Regions from separate parts of the Homo sapiens genome. Here region 1 is linked to region 2. A link is an interaction called in ENCODE POLR2A ChIA-PET data of the cell type or tissue named here. Cell type or tissue: CD4-positive, alpha-beta T cell. All regions are shown on one strand. Each heading gives the region's core, and the rest is flanking DNA. Links, peaks and the distances in the headings are about the cores only.

Region 1 (5,000 bases), core at 1-5,000, 240 kb before region 2:
CAGAATCATTGCTGCTGCTACAGCTTTTTTCCCAAAAATGTCTAAAAGTGCCGAAAGTGCAGAGGGAGGGAAAAAATGAGCCACTAAAAGAAGGATGATCCTTTCTTGTACCTACCTCCTCAGTCTCAGTGGGGGCCTTTCCAAGTGATAATGCCAGTTTATGGTTTGTAAAACTTTTCCTTCAAAGAGATTGAACTGAATTTGGTCTCCCTGGCATAGCACAGCCAAGTTACAACTTCTCTTGGCTGAGCATTTCACTGAAGTTTAAAGCAAAAGTACACTAAAAAATTTCATTTCACTTGCCATATGTTCACAAACATTCATAATAGAACAATTCAGGGGCAAGAATACATTTTAAATAAATTCATTCACATGAAATCCCTAAACCTCCAAAAAAGTATTCATGATGGTCAGGGCAGAGTGGGCTATAATCAGGACTATAAAACATGTTCCTAACTGCTGCAAAGCCAAAAATCATTTATTGTTTCAATGATTAACTGTGGAAATAAACACGCTGATCATTAAACCTCACAGAATGATGAACATTAGGGAGAAAAACTCCACTATGTCACATCTCTGTTACCACCTGTGTAGCTGTGGAGAGTGATAAATTGATAATGAAAGCAAACATTGGCCAGAAGGTGCTGTGCTGCATTACATACATTGCTGTTAAGAAATACTGTCTCGGGCCAGACGCAGTGGCTCACGCCTGTAATCCCAGCACTTTGGGAGGCCGAGGCGGGCGGATCACGAGGTCAGGAGATCGAGACCATCCTGGCTAACACAGTGAAATCCCGTCTCTACTAAAAATACAAAAAAATTAGCTGGGTGTTGTGGCAGGTGCCTGTAGTCCCAGCTACTCTGGAGGCTGAGGCAGGAGAATGGCGTGAACCCAGGAGGCGGAGTTTGCAGTGAGCTGAGATTGCGCCACGGTACTCCAGCCTGGGCGACAGAGTGAGACTCCATCTCAAAAATAAAAAAAAAAATACTGTCTTGGCAGGACAGGCGCGGTGGCTCACGCCTGTAATCCCAGCACTTTGGGAGGCCGAGGTGGGCAGGTCAGGAGTTCAAGACCATCCTGGCTAACACAGTGAAACCCCATCTCTACTAAAAATACAAAAAATCAGCCGGGCGTGGTGGTGGGCGCCTGTAGTCCCAGCTACTCGGGAGGCTGGGGCAGAAGAATGGCGTGAACCCGGGAGGCGGAGCTTGCAGTGGGCCAAGATCACTCCACTGCACTCCAGCCTGGGTGACAAGAGCGAGACTCCGTCTCAAAAAAAAAAAAAAAGAAATACTGTCTCGGCACATCTGCATACATTTTTAATGAAATGAGTTTCCACATGAGGAGTTTCCCCGTGAAATTTCTCCTATGGTGTAACCTTATGAACTTTATAATGTTTACTTGCACTAAACATTTCTTGGATAAAGTTGTATAAAATACAGACATTAAGAAGCAGCATGCATTTACTGTCATCGTCTGAGCTATCCAGGAAGAAATTCAGATTTTTTTAAAAAAAGGTTCTTATCTCTTCCCAGAGACCAGATCAAGATAAATTTAAAAGATGAAAGATATTTCTTTTTTTTTTTTCTTTTTTTTTTTTTGAGATGGATTCTTACTAGGTCACCAGGCTGGAGTGCAGTGGCGCGATCTCAGCTCACTGCAACCTCTGCCTCCTGGGTTCAAGCAATTCTCCTGCCTCAGCCTCCCGAGTAGTTGGGACTACAGGTGTGCGCCACCACGCCCAGCTAATTTTTGTATTTTTAGTAGAGACGGGGTTTCACCATGTTGGCCAGGATGGTCTCGATCTCTTGACTTTGTGATCCGCCCACCTCGGCCTCCCAAAGTGCTGGGATTACAGGCATGAGCCACCATGCTCGGCCTTGAAAGATATTTCTAATATAACCAAGGCCTAAACATGTAGAGATTAAAGGGAACACTTAAGGCATTGACTATTGTTTTATTTCTTTAGCAAAATGAGAGCAAACAACTGCTTCCTTTTTAGAAAGCACTCCCCACATATAACAACAATTTGTTCTCTCTGGAGGGCCCGGATCTATGACCTTACTAACATCCAGCGATCCCAAATCCAAGTGCCTGTGGTACCAGGCAGATAAGGTAAAGAAGTGAAGCAGGCCAAGTGAGACTGCAGTGGTCTGGTGCTACCATTCCCATCTGGAGGAGCATCTGATTCTAAACCCCACCCAATTTGTGCCATGCGGGTTGCTGGCCCAGTGTTTCCAGAACTTCCAGTTTTTCAAGAGATGTTCCATATCCCAGTTTTTAAATGTCAGATCATATTATGAATGCTAGGCCAGCGAAATAAAACATCTGTGGAGCAAAGCAATCCACATGTTGCCATTTTGTGACCTTGGCCACAGCTTACTCTTGCCATCTATTGCAATGTACTGGTTTACATTCCCACTTAAAGTGTACATTTCATTGAACTTGCCTAGGGAATGTACCTATTAGGTTAAATATCCATTATCTCTGTGTGAGGTTTCCTTAAGGGGCTAACCATAAAGCTTTATTATGTGATACCTCCTTTCCTTTGGAACAATTAAAAAGAGTGCAAAGAAATGTGTGCTCCTATTTAAATATATAGGATTTTTTCCCAGCCTGTGTCCTGCAGCTTCACCGCTAAAGCCTTAACTCACATTTCAAATTGGTCTGATCTGTTAGCCCAATTTTTTTTTCTTTTTTTTTTTTTTTTTTTTGAGATGGAGTCTCACTAGGTCACCAGGCTGGAGTGCAGTGGAAATGGAGCAAGAGTGAGTGGCCATTTGTTACTTAGTAAAATAGGATTTTGTTGTCTGTCTAGCCCTGTTGACTAGCTCAAATTGAGCAGTTTTTCTCCAGTATTTTAAACTAACAATTTGAGTAATACAGAACAGTAATCCTAAGATTTCTATCTGTTGTGCTAACTTCACTCCTATCTGAACTGATAATACTCTCGCAGACATTAACTTATCAGTTCTCTGATTTCACTAGTGTAGGACTCACTCATCTTCTTGTTTAATTTTAAATCTCCAGACCTCACTAATTGAAGGTCTAACTTGTGCTAGGCAATATTCTACACAGAGAAAATTAAAAAGATTTGATCCCTTTCCCTTCAAAGTTTACTCTCTGAAATAGAAGTTGACTATGCTATAATTGCCAAGGGCATGTGACACTGTGCAGTGTCCCAGCTTTGTTTTGTTTTGAGATGGGGTCTTGCTTTGTTGTCGAGGCCGCTCTTGAACTCCTGGCCTCAAGCAATCCTCCCACTTCAGCCTCCCAAAGTGCTGGAATTATAGGAATGAGCCACCATGACCAGCCTGTCTCAGCTTGCTTTGATGGTAGATTTTGCTGCCTCTAAACAGTCATTTAGCCAAACCGATTTGAAAGTAGAGTGCTACTAACAGCTAAAATGGAGGTTTCTTTCTTAACATATGAAACCCATTAGAAAAGAACAAGTAGAGAGAAGTATAATGTGTTTCCCCCCCAACACCCATCCCTACCCTGTAAAGTACATAAAGATCTTTCCTTTATTACACAGTACACCATAGGGAAGGTTTAGGAGACATTGGTGCCTTAACCTTACATACTTGTATTGGGTTTTGGCCAGGCTTATGCACCAGGGAGACCAAGGATAGATTTCCATTAATAATGCCTTATAGCAAAATTGTATTATCTTTTATAAGAGTTACTATCTGGGTGATCATGCCCCTCTGACACCAACACATCCTAATAACTCCAGCTTCTACAAAAGCAAGAGTTAACAGGAACTCTGAACATACATGCAGTGACAAGAAGGCAGAACCAGATGCAGGCACTTAACTAGCACAAACCACAAGTCAGGCATGCAAGAAAAGAGCTTTAATGGAGCCTGCTCATGACTCTTCAGTGTCTTCACCCATCAATTCTGAGGGCAATAACATAAAGCATACCAGCCCAAGGTTGTAATTTAGTGGGAAGCTGGGGCTTCCTTCTGCCTCCTGCTGCTTAGCAGTGGCTCTCTCCTCACAGATTTTAGCTCTGCAGGCAGATCTGGGAGCTGTTTGATTTCTTTCTGCTTTGCATCAAATTCTACTCCCATTTACTGCTGAAGAGAAGCAGAGCTTTCTGAACTATCCAAAAGTTTCCATTGTTGTCTGCTCAACTATAATGCTTCCTTAGAGGTGGAAGACAGTTCTTGATGGTCTTACACTTGGGAATGTGTTGCTCAGCCACCTTGGGAGCAAAGTGGTGGCTACACTGAGGACACTGAATGCAGTCTGGGTTTTCTGCAGGCAGGATGGGAGGCAAGTGTGAACAGTTTCCACCTTTGGCAGTTACCTGCTGGACCTCTCGAGCCTGGCGGAACGTATGGATAAAAGATTCATGCTTCTATCTCCAGTTGCTCTTCTGAGGAGGTTCAGCCTGTAATGTAAAAGGGAGACTGATCATTCAAGTTGGCACCTATCTCCTTCCTGAGTCTCTTGTAGAATAACAGTAAGAAAATGAAAAGGGTACTAATCTGCAAGGTCAAAGAGAACAGGAAAGGAGCAACAGCGGTAACTGACTTGCCAGCGTTGAGGCAAACCAAGGGCCTGCAAAGGAGGTACTGCTGAGAGGCAAGCCACTTTCCCAACAGAACCTGAGAGGTTCAGTGCTTGGAAGTACCCGATAGTGGAAAGTAAGGAGGTACAGGACTGAAAACAAGTAGGACCCCACGGCTCCTCCCACCTTATGCATCCAAGTGTTCAACACCCAAGCACACTCACAGAAGAGCAAGGATTTATTCTCTGGAGAAATTGAACCACACAGATTTCTGACTCAGGAAATCTAGACACGTGGAACTGGGTTAATCTTGGGGCTGAAAATGGGGATTAAGTACAAGTGTACATACCAAATTATCGAACTGTCAGCCTCCTTCCCCCACTCAGCCCCCAGAGTACCAAGCATATTGGCATCCTCATAGGAAAAAGAGGGGTACTCTGGATACACAGAACAGTCCAGAGAAAAGCCTTCAGATACTGAC
Region 2 (9,221 bases), core at 2,111-7,110:
TGATAGCTGACTATAAAACGTGACAACTATCTTCAAGCCAGCTGGATATTTTGAATTTCAAAAAGAACACATGAGAACAAGTCAAAAAGTAACGATGATGGTGACTACTGATTTTTGAGCTTTTACTATGTGCTCAGTACTGTGCCAAGTAGCTTACATGCATTATCTCAATGTTTAATAGGTGTGTTTTGTTATTTTCATTTTATAGGCAGGAAACTGAAGCTCAGATAGGTTAAAATATTTCAGCCAGGCACGGTGGCTCACGCCTATAATCCCAGCACTTTGGGAGGCTGAGATAGGCGATCATTTGCTCCCAGGAGTTCAAGACCAGCCTGTGAAACATGGCAACAACCAATCTCTTAAAAAAAAAAAAAAAAAAAAAGGCTGGGTGTGGTGGTGCACACTTGTAGTCCCAGCTACCTGGGAGGCTGAGATGGGAGAATCACCTGAGCCCAGGAAGTTGAGGCTGCAGTGAGCTATATCGCGTCACTGCACTCCAGCCAACAGAGTGAGACCTTGTCTCCAAAAAAAAAAAAAAAAAAAAAAAAGTTGCTTAAGGTCATACAGCTTCTAGAAGAATCTGAACTTGTATTAGGGTCTGTGAATACTAAAAATGAGAAATCATTCTCCTTCTATGGCTTAGCAAAACTTATCTCAGCTGAGAATCTGTTGCTTTTATAATCCTAGTAATTAAGCCAGGCTCTAGACATCTTTACCAAAATATCTGCAATTTGCACAGTTAGCAGGATAAAATACTTAACACAAAAACTGAGGGGCCTACAAAATAAGAAAACCTCAGTTGAGATTCTTAGTCAATCTAATAAAAAATGTAATAGTCGATCTCTAGATGACATGGCACCTACTTTGGTTTGCTCAATGATCAAAACTCTTTCACGAGGAAAACAAATCCAACCAGAAAATTTAAGATTTTATCTTTGTCAATAAACTTCTGGATTTAACACTGATATCTGAATCAAACTCAAACTTCTAGAAAATTATATGAATCAACTGTCAATAGACTACTTGTGTATTATTATTAATGACTTCTGATTCTACAATCAGTCCCTGAATATTTCAAATACGGCACTTAACTCTAAATATTCTCAAACAGAAACATTTCTGGGTCTCGTCTACTGAATTCCTCACACAGGAAGTTTACAAGTAAAGTTAGATCACTTAAGTGAGAGATTTCACTTTCAGTTTAAAATGTCTGAAATCATCCTTTACAGAGCTGACAAAAAAAAAAAAAAAGCTGAAATACCCACCAAGGTATCAGAAACCTTTCCCAACATAAGATTATTTTAAGTAACATGACACCACAAAAGATTTAAAATAAAACTCATATGATTTAAACCAGCAACTTTCTAAGAGAAGACAATGTTAATAAAATTAAAATAAAATGCTAGCAAATAATGGAATCCAAAATTAGTCCTCTGCATTTCCAGGACACCTCTTAACAAACTTAAAATATTTGTATTATCAAGGCATTTTCTACCCACACCAAATTTCTTCTTCAAGATACCTTGGGCTTCCTATACGATACTGCTTCTAATAGTAATGTAAGTGCAAGAATTTTGTTAAGTCCCACATTGGACTAGCAAAATCAATTATCAGCTGGCTGTCTCTATTACTCTTTTTGGTGCCAAATCTTTTTTCATTAATCTCCTTGCATGAAGGTTGTTATACCCATTTTCTAAAGTAGGAGCACTCTATGTTCATTCTCTAAGGTCACGTAATCTATATCTTCTGAAAATTGGCAGAGGCCGTTTCTGACTATGTTAACTCTTCCCCAGCTTCCCACCCTGCCCTGGTATAAGAGCACAGACATAAAGCCATGGCTGTAAGGTGAAAACACACATATGCAAAATTACCCATGATTCCAAGTGACTCACGGATAATCACCACTCATTTCATTGGCATTCTAACTACTGTCAGAACATCACAAGGTTAAGGACAACTGAAATAAAGCATCCTGCAGAAGAACATATCGGCCTCCATTTCATCTGAACTAGAGAACACATTATGGAAGTTTTGTTTTTGATAATAGGCATTGGGTGGCTTTAGAAAGTAGTAAATGAGTCTTTGTACAAACAATAATTCTATTTGGCTATTTTTGCGACATATCTTCACTCTACATAATAAAGGCTGCTGAGAAAGGTCAGTACACAGAAATGTATTGTAGGCCAATAAGCAATGAAAATAGCTTATTAAATACTACAAACAGCAGAAGTTATTTAATGTAGCAATTTATACATTCAATATTGACTTAATGAACTTAAAGTCACTTGCTTAAAAATTCAGATTTTCAGGGAAGATAAAAGTACAGAAAGTTGTTAGAATTTCCATTAAATTAGGGGTATTCAGTACTATAATATCAATTTGTTGAACCCAAAGTGATACTATTCAAATGCTAGTAACTATTAGCTCTATTCATACAGTCTTTAATGTAGGTCATAAAAGTAAAGGATTTTCATCTGTGGCCTGAAAGAGAATATTTCAAAATATTGAAGTCTTCAGTGAACACATTTACAAATTACTGAGTTGGATTACAAAATGCAAATTATGCTTGAGGAAGAAGGCTCTCTCATCTTCTTTCATGCTAAAAGATGACTTTTTTCTTTGCAGGATGAAAAAGGGAAGAGTCCCTTTTCTGTGTTTACATAGAAATAATATTTGGGTTTTATCTCTGTATGTTTCTGGGTTCCACCTGGTATTAACCACAAGAGAGGAAATTCTGTGCAGAAGGCCATGCTTTCCAGTAATGAACAATCTGGCAAGAACTTGAAAACCTGACAGGCTTAAAGGTTACATGCCAGAGTGCTCTGCATCTTTATACTCTTTCCCTGCAATCTTCATTTAAAAATCCACAATTCAAGTTCAAATGAAGGCAACAAGCTTGAGTTCCACAGAATACATCAGTTCTGTCTACCAGAATTCAAAGCCAGATCAGGAAAAAATAAAAACCTAACAGCATAAAGGCAGAAAGTGAAAAGAAGAAGGAAGGAAAGAAGAGAGGGAAGAACAGAGAGAGGATCAAAAAAAATTTTTAAATAAAGCATCATGTTACAGAATGGATATGCTCCAGGGAACTGATGAATATTTGAACTTGGTCAGTCTTCAAGACACAAAGATAGAGAAATCAGCTATAAAACAAAGATGAGTGTTTTGAACATCATTTGAACCCTGTGTTTTACAACATGTGCTACGGAATCATTGAGCCATATAATATTCAATGAAAAAAAGGTTTTGGGATGTTCAGCTAGCATTTAATTAGGACATACCATATTTAAAAAGCAATTAAAAATAAAATTAAGAAAACAAGAGAAAAGGGCCCATGCTGTATAGCCCATGAATCTCATCGGCTTTATCATGAAAGTTTATTGTTTTTAATCCTAGTACAATCAGCTACCAGTTACATACAGTAAAAAACAGAAACAGCCACAAAGCAATGATGATAGAGATAGTCTGTGACATTGTACAGTGGAGGAAATACTCTCTGTTGGAATCCTCCAGCAGACCCCCGCCTGGCTTCAGCAGTTAAGCTATCACTCCCTCCCTCCCCAAAACAGTTAAAAGAAAAATTAACGTCTTGCTTGGGTACAGCAAGATTCTAATACCTCTTGGGGACACTGGAGAACTTTAAAAAAAACTAAAGCAGTAGAAACAAAACAAGAACTGAAACGTGGAAGCAAGGTGACACACAAAGAAGCTCCGCGAGGCCTTGGCTTCAGACCACCTCAAAGCGAACCACCTGGAAAGAAAAGAAAAGGCTGTCACACCTGGAAAGAACAGGCAAAAAGTTCAGTAGCCCTTAGTATAACATCATTTCAGTCCTTCCCAAATCTATAGAATTCAAGTTTTTCTCAAGGTTTTTATTTTTATAAGTGAGCCAGCTTGCAGAAAATGGCTTCCTTTTCTAATAGTATTGTAAATGTTAACAACTAGTACATACTTACTCTTTCAGAACTATAAAATAACACAAGAAGAGAGCATTTTTAGCAAAATATGCTGTCTTCTTTATCTCAAACCCTTTGAAGCAACCACACAGTAGGCTATTTATATGACTGTGTACTCTTACCTTAGAGGAATAATGACTCCGTTCAAAAACTAAGTCTCATATATATTTGGTTCGATTGAGGGCTTTTTCAGCCAGGTGACCACTTTCATCTGTGATCTTCTCCCAATCAGTCTGTCCGACCACAAAACCTATGGCCCTTTTCCTATCTGCATCCTTCTTCTCTTCCAGGTCTGCCCATCTGACCTAAAAAGAACATAGCATTAGGCTGAGCTTTAGGAAAAATAAATATGCAAAGAGCCCCCTCCCTCTCTGGACAGTCTAAGGGGTAGAATGACTCATTTGAAACCGCAAGTTTAAAAAATTAAAAACTAACCCAGGAAAACTGGGAAAAGCCATATATTTTAAGTCACAAAGAGAAAACTCTCTGGACAATCCAAGTCCTAACCATTCCAGCTCCTGAACAGTTCAGCTCAATCCTGTCCTCTCTTTCTCCTCTGCCATTCCTTTTTATTTAATAATTCACTGACCTCATTTTTTTTTCACCTGAAAGCAAAGCACTAATCTCTACCTAGTCTTCCTGTCTGTACTCACCCGCTCCAGATTCATGCTGCCAGAGTGATCTTCCTAAAACACACAGTTGTGATTCATTTGCTTTAACTCCTTCCCCTACCTACCAGGCAAAGTCCAAGAACTCAGGTCCCTCTTGATCTGGCCCCAACTACACTTTCCTGCAACATCTCTGGCCAGTGCCTATGGCATTTTATACAAACAATACAGACTTCCTTCTAGCACTCAGAGCGCATCGCACCATTTCATGTCTCTATAACTCTGCATATATGTACTAGTCATTCTTCCTGAAATGTCTTTTCCCTAACCTTATCCACTTGGCATGAGTCTAGTCATCCTTCCCTGACTTACCCCTTTTTCCTTTGCCAATCAAATAATCACTGCTTTCCACAGTTAACTTCCGGATTTTGATATGTCTGCTTTTGAACTTCCACACCGTAGTATAATTATCCACTTACAGATCTGTCTTCCCTAACAGACTATCAACACCCTAGATCAATAACTGAATTTTATTTATCTCTACACAAAAATATTTCTTGAAATTTAATCTTAGAGAAAACAGTAAGCTGGTATTATTACTTTCATTCATGAGATAAAGAGACCAAGAAACAGACTCAACTGATATAATTCATGGCAAGATTACAACTACAAATATATGGATCAGGGATATTTCCTATTGGTATTCTGATTTTTAATATATATATATTCTTACATATTATGCTTTTTAAAAATTTTTGTAATTTTTTTTTTTTTTTTTAGAGTCAGAGTCTCACTATGTTGCCCAGGCTGGTCTCAAACTGCTGGACTCAAGCAATCCTCCTGCCTTGGCCGCCCAAAGTGCTAGGATTACAAGCATGAGCCACCATGCCCAGCCACATATTATGTTAATATGTTTTTAAAAGTATATGGAGATATACATATTCTGTAAAAGTTCAGATTCTTAAAAAGAAACTATGAATCTGTTGCTTGCACTACACAGTATCAAAGACTGCAGAGAATGTATTTTAAACATGGCTTGTGATTTATTATCTGTGACAAGGAGAGAGAACCAGAGCATGGAAACACCATGCTCTTTACACTGAACCTGGGAATGCATTATTGCTCTAATGTACACTAATTACCATTTGCATGACTAGCAATGAAATAACTAGGCTTTTAACAGTATCACCTGGTCAAAGGGAGGAGCCAAAGTAATAGCAGTGGGAAGAAACTGGTAACATCTGACTTTCCAGAAAGTAGGTTTTTAGTGTATAGAAAACCTATGGCTCAATGTCTTTCATGGGCTTTAGTAAGAAGCCTAATAAATAATGTGGGCTTCAATATAGAAAAATCTTTGGGCATTCTGCTCATCAATGCTGAAGTACCTATTTTGATTAATTCATATATACAGCCAGGCACAGTGGCTTACACCTATAACTCCAGCACTTTGGGAGGCCGAGGCCGGCAGATCACGTCAGCCTAGGTGTTCAAGACCAGCCTGGGCAACAAGGCGAAACCGTGTCTCTACTAAAAATACAAAAATTAGCTGGGCATGGTGTGTGGTGGGTGCCTGAAATCCTAGCTACTAGGGAGGATGAGGTGGGAGAATTGTTTGAGCCTGGGAGGCAGAAGTGGCAGTGAGCCAAGATCACACCACTGTACTCCAGCCTGGGTGACAGAGAGACCCTACCTCAATAATAATTAATTAATTAAATTTAATTCATGTATATTCTCTCAGCTCCACCTGGATCAAGGATACACATTTTAGCGAAAGATCATTACGAACTAAGTCTTGGGCATTTATGTGAAAACACAATACTGTGCTCAGGATGCCGTGGGAATGGATTTAAATTTGCTGTGGGCTGGTTACTTTTTCTTTGTTCAGTGGCCACAGTTTGCCCCTTATATGGTAAGGCTCATTGAATAAAGAAAAAGTAAACAGCCCACAGCAAATTTAAATCCATTCCCACGGCATCCTCAGCACATAGTTAAATATACTTATCAACCTCAGCACATAGTTAAATATACTGATCAATCTCACCTTGCTACTTTTAAATCTACAGTTTAAATTCTAAGTTTTAAACTCAGATAAAATAAAGAATATAGGATTAGAAGAAAAAATGTGTAGGTGTTTTTGAAATGAGTAGTATGTTTGCGAATAAATGTTCAAGATTTTAACATTGGAATTAGGCCAGGCACAGTGGCTCACGCCTGTAATCCCAGCACTTTGGGAGGCTGCAGCAGACAGATCACCTGAGGTCAGGAGTTTGAGACCAGCCTGGCCAACATGGCGAAACCCCGTCTCTACTAAAAATACAAACAAAATTAGCCGGACGTGGTGGTGGGTGCCTGTAATCCCAGCTACTCAGGAGGCTGAGGCATGAGAATGGCTTGAACCTGGGAGGCAGAGGTTGCAGTGAGCCAAAATCACCACTGCACTCCAGGCTGGGCAACAGAGTGAGACTCTGTCTCAAAAATAAAAAACAAAAAAACAAAAAACAAATGAAGTTGGAATTAAAATATTTTGGAAACTATTGTATTTTGTTAATATCTCTAATTTATACTGATGCTATAGTAAAATTATTTATTTACATGTTGAATTCCTCCACTGGATGTCAGCTCCTTAAGAGGACTCATTCATAGACTTCGTACAAAGACATTCAACATATGGAATGAATAAATGATTACCGAACCACTAAACATACAAGGAGCAGAATAATGACTTTCAGCTTGAAATGGCTTCTTGAATATCAGTGTCCCTTTTAATTTTCCTAGAGGTACTTTTGAGACTTACGACATTTTTGCTGTTGTTTTTTCCTGTAAAAATAAATTTGTTATAATACAGAAAAATCTTAACTAGCCCTCAAAGGTTTGAGGTACTTATATTTCATCCACTGTAACTATAAGTATTTCTAAAATATACAAATTCAGCAAACAAACAAGGGAAAGGTTCACCTTCCATAGTCATCAAAGAAATACAAATTAAAGTCCAAGTAAGCTACCATTTTATACCCAAGCAAGCAAATATTTTAAAAGTAAATTATATTTTAAAGCCTAGCCATTTAGGCAAAATTCTAATATAACCAACTCTACAGAACCACGTTTTTGTTATAGAGGAAGTTAATCCCAAGAACCCATCTGATATCTGTAACAAGCTGAATCACAGAAACAAAGAAACCCAAGAAGGAATGAGTAATGTACAGCATTCTGTATTCTTTGCTACCTGTAGGATCTCCTGTGCTCTAATGTTGGTTTTGGTGAGTGGTTCAAGAGTTAAAAACTATCTGAAGTCAAGGTATAAGGCAGGGGAGGAGACTTAAAGAGGAGCAACTTTAAAGAACTAGAATGTGCACCACTCAGTTCTCTTTGGTCACCCAACCTAATAAAATAAACTGCATGGGATTACATACTCCTCAGTGAAGACAGTGATAGTTACCTGAGTAAAAACAGAGAAAATATTTCTCATTTTAGATTACTAATTGTTACCAGAACTACACTTTATTATTTGCAAGGAAGGGCCACTTCTGCCTCTGTTGGCTCCAGCCTTAAAACTGGAGTAAGAGGTATCACTATAAGCAGTCCTTTGGTGAGGCTGGGTGCAAATGGCAGTGGGCTCTCCCTTACCCATCCTTTGAAGCTACACAGACAAGGGCAGGCTTTGGAGTATCTGCAGTATTTTAAAAAGCTTTGAAACCTGGATTCTTTGTAATGGTGCCCATTACTAAGTACACTAAGCACATTAAGGCACTGAGAAAATTCGTTAAGAAAGAAATACAAAGAAATGATGCATAAAGATAAATGATGCACAACCTCATTCTTAGTAAATAAATGAAAAATGAGATACTATTTTTTTCACCTATCAGATTGTCAAAAGTTAAAGAGTTTGATTACAGCACTGCTGTAGAAAAACAGGCAATTATTTGCATGTAAGCGTGTAAAGAGAGACATACACACCACAACCTTCACATCTGTACTGGCAATAAATGGAAACACTGTAAGCATCCATCAGTAAAGACATTATGGTTTGGATGTTTGTCCCCTTCAAATCTCATGTTGAATTGTAATCCCCGATACTGAAGGTGTTTGGGTCATGGAGGAGGATCCTCGTGAATGTCTTGGTGCCCTCCTGACGGTAATGAGCGAGTTCACACTCTGAGTTCATGTGAGATCTGGTTGTTAAAAGGAGTTGGGACCCCCTCCCCTTGGTTCCTCTCTCGCCACGTCACATGCTGGCTCCCCCCTTGTCTTCCACCATAATTGAAGACTTTCTGAGGCCTCACCAGGAGCTGATGCTAGCACCATGCTTCTTGTACAGCCTGCAGGACAGTGAGCCAAAATAAACCTTTTATCTTCATGAATTACCCAATCTCACGTATTCCTTTATAGCAACGCAAACGGACTAACACAAAGGGACTAGTTAAATAACTGATTGTACAACCAAACAATGGGACACCAAGTAGCCCTTTAAAAAGAATGGTAGTTCTGTATATGCTTATATAGAAAGATCAAGATGGATTAGCTGAAAAAGACTTCTACACAACAGTATATATAATACGATCCCTTTGCTTTATTTTGTTTTAAAGGATATACACATCTATCACTATCGAATTCAACATTTATGTAAAGACCTATCTAATATCCTAGCTTCATTTCTCTA

What was found. Peaks named below come from ENCODE experiments on the same cell type or tissue, not always from the same donor. Only the 100,000 strongest peaks of a DNase experiment are listed, where the experiment ranks them.
Region 1: POLR2A ChIA-PET joins it to region 2 with 5 read pairs; 2 of 35 experiments call an interaction of 5 or more read pairs at or near these places.

Annotation. Positions count from the first base shown.
Region 1 is chr14:75,076,931-75,081,930 of GRCh38, reverse strand. ZC2HC1C (zinc finger C2HC-type containing 1C) reads right to left here. Exons shown (of 3, transcript NM_024643.4): 3 at 1,943-4,399. The coding sequence ends at 4,367. NEK9 (NIMA related kinase 9) reads left to right here. Exons shown (of 22, transcript NM_033116.6): 22 at 1-2,578. Among named protein-coding and RNA genes, the nearest start is that of ZC2HC1C, 9.8 kb to the right of the region's middle. In CD4-positive, alpha-beta T cell, for the core only: no CTCF peak of the experiment used is centred there; no DNase peak of the experiment used is centred there.
Region 2 is chr14:74,830,305-74,839,525 of GRCh38, reverse strand. It overlaps YLPM1 (YLP motif containing 1), which reads right to left. Exons shown (of 21, transcript NM_019589.3): 20 at 4,079-4,261; 21 at 2,208-3,751. The coding sequence ends at 4,115. LOC105370569 (a long non-coding RNA gene) reads right to left here and starts at 360. Exons shown (of 2, transcript XR_944033.3): 1 at 1-360. In CD4-positive, alpha-beta T cell, for the core only: no CTCF peak of the experiment used is centred there; no DNase peak of the experiment used is centred there; H3K27ac peaks cover 1,868 bases.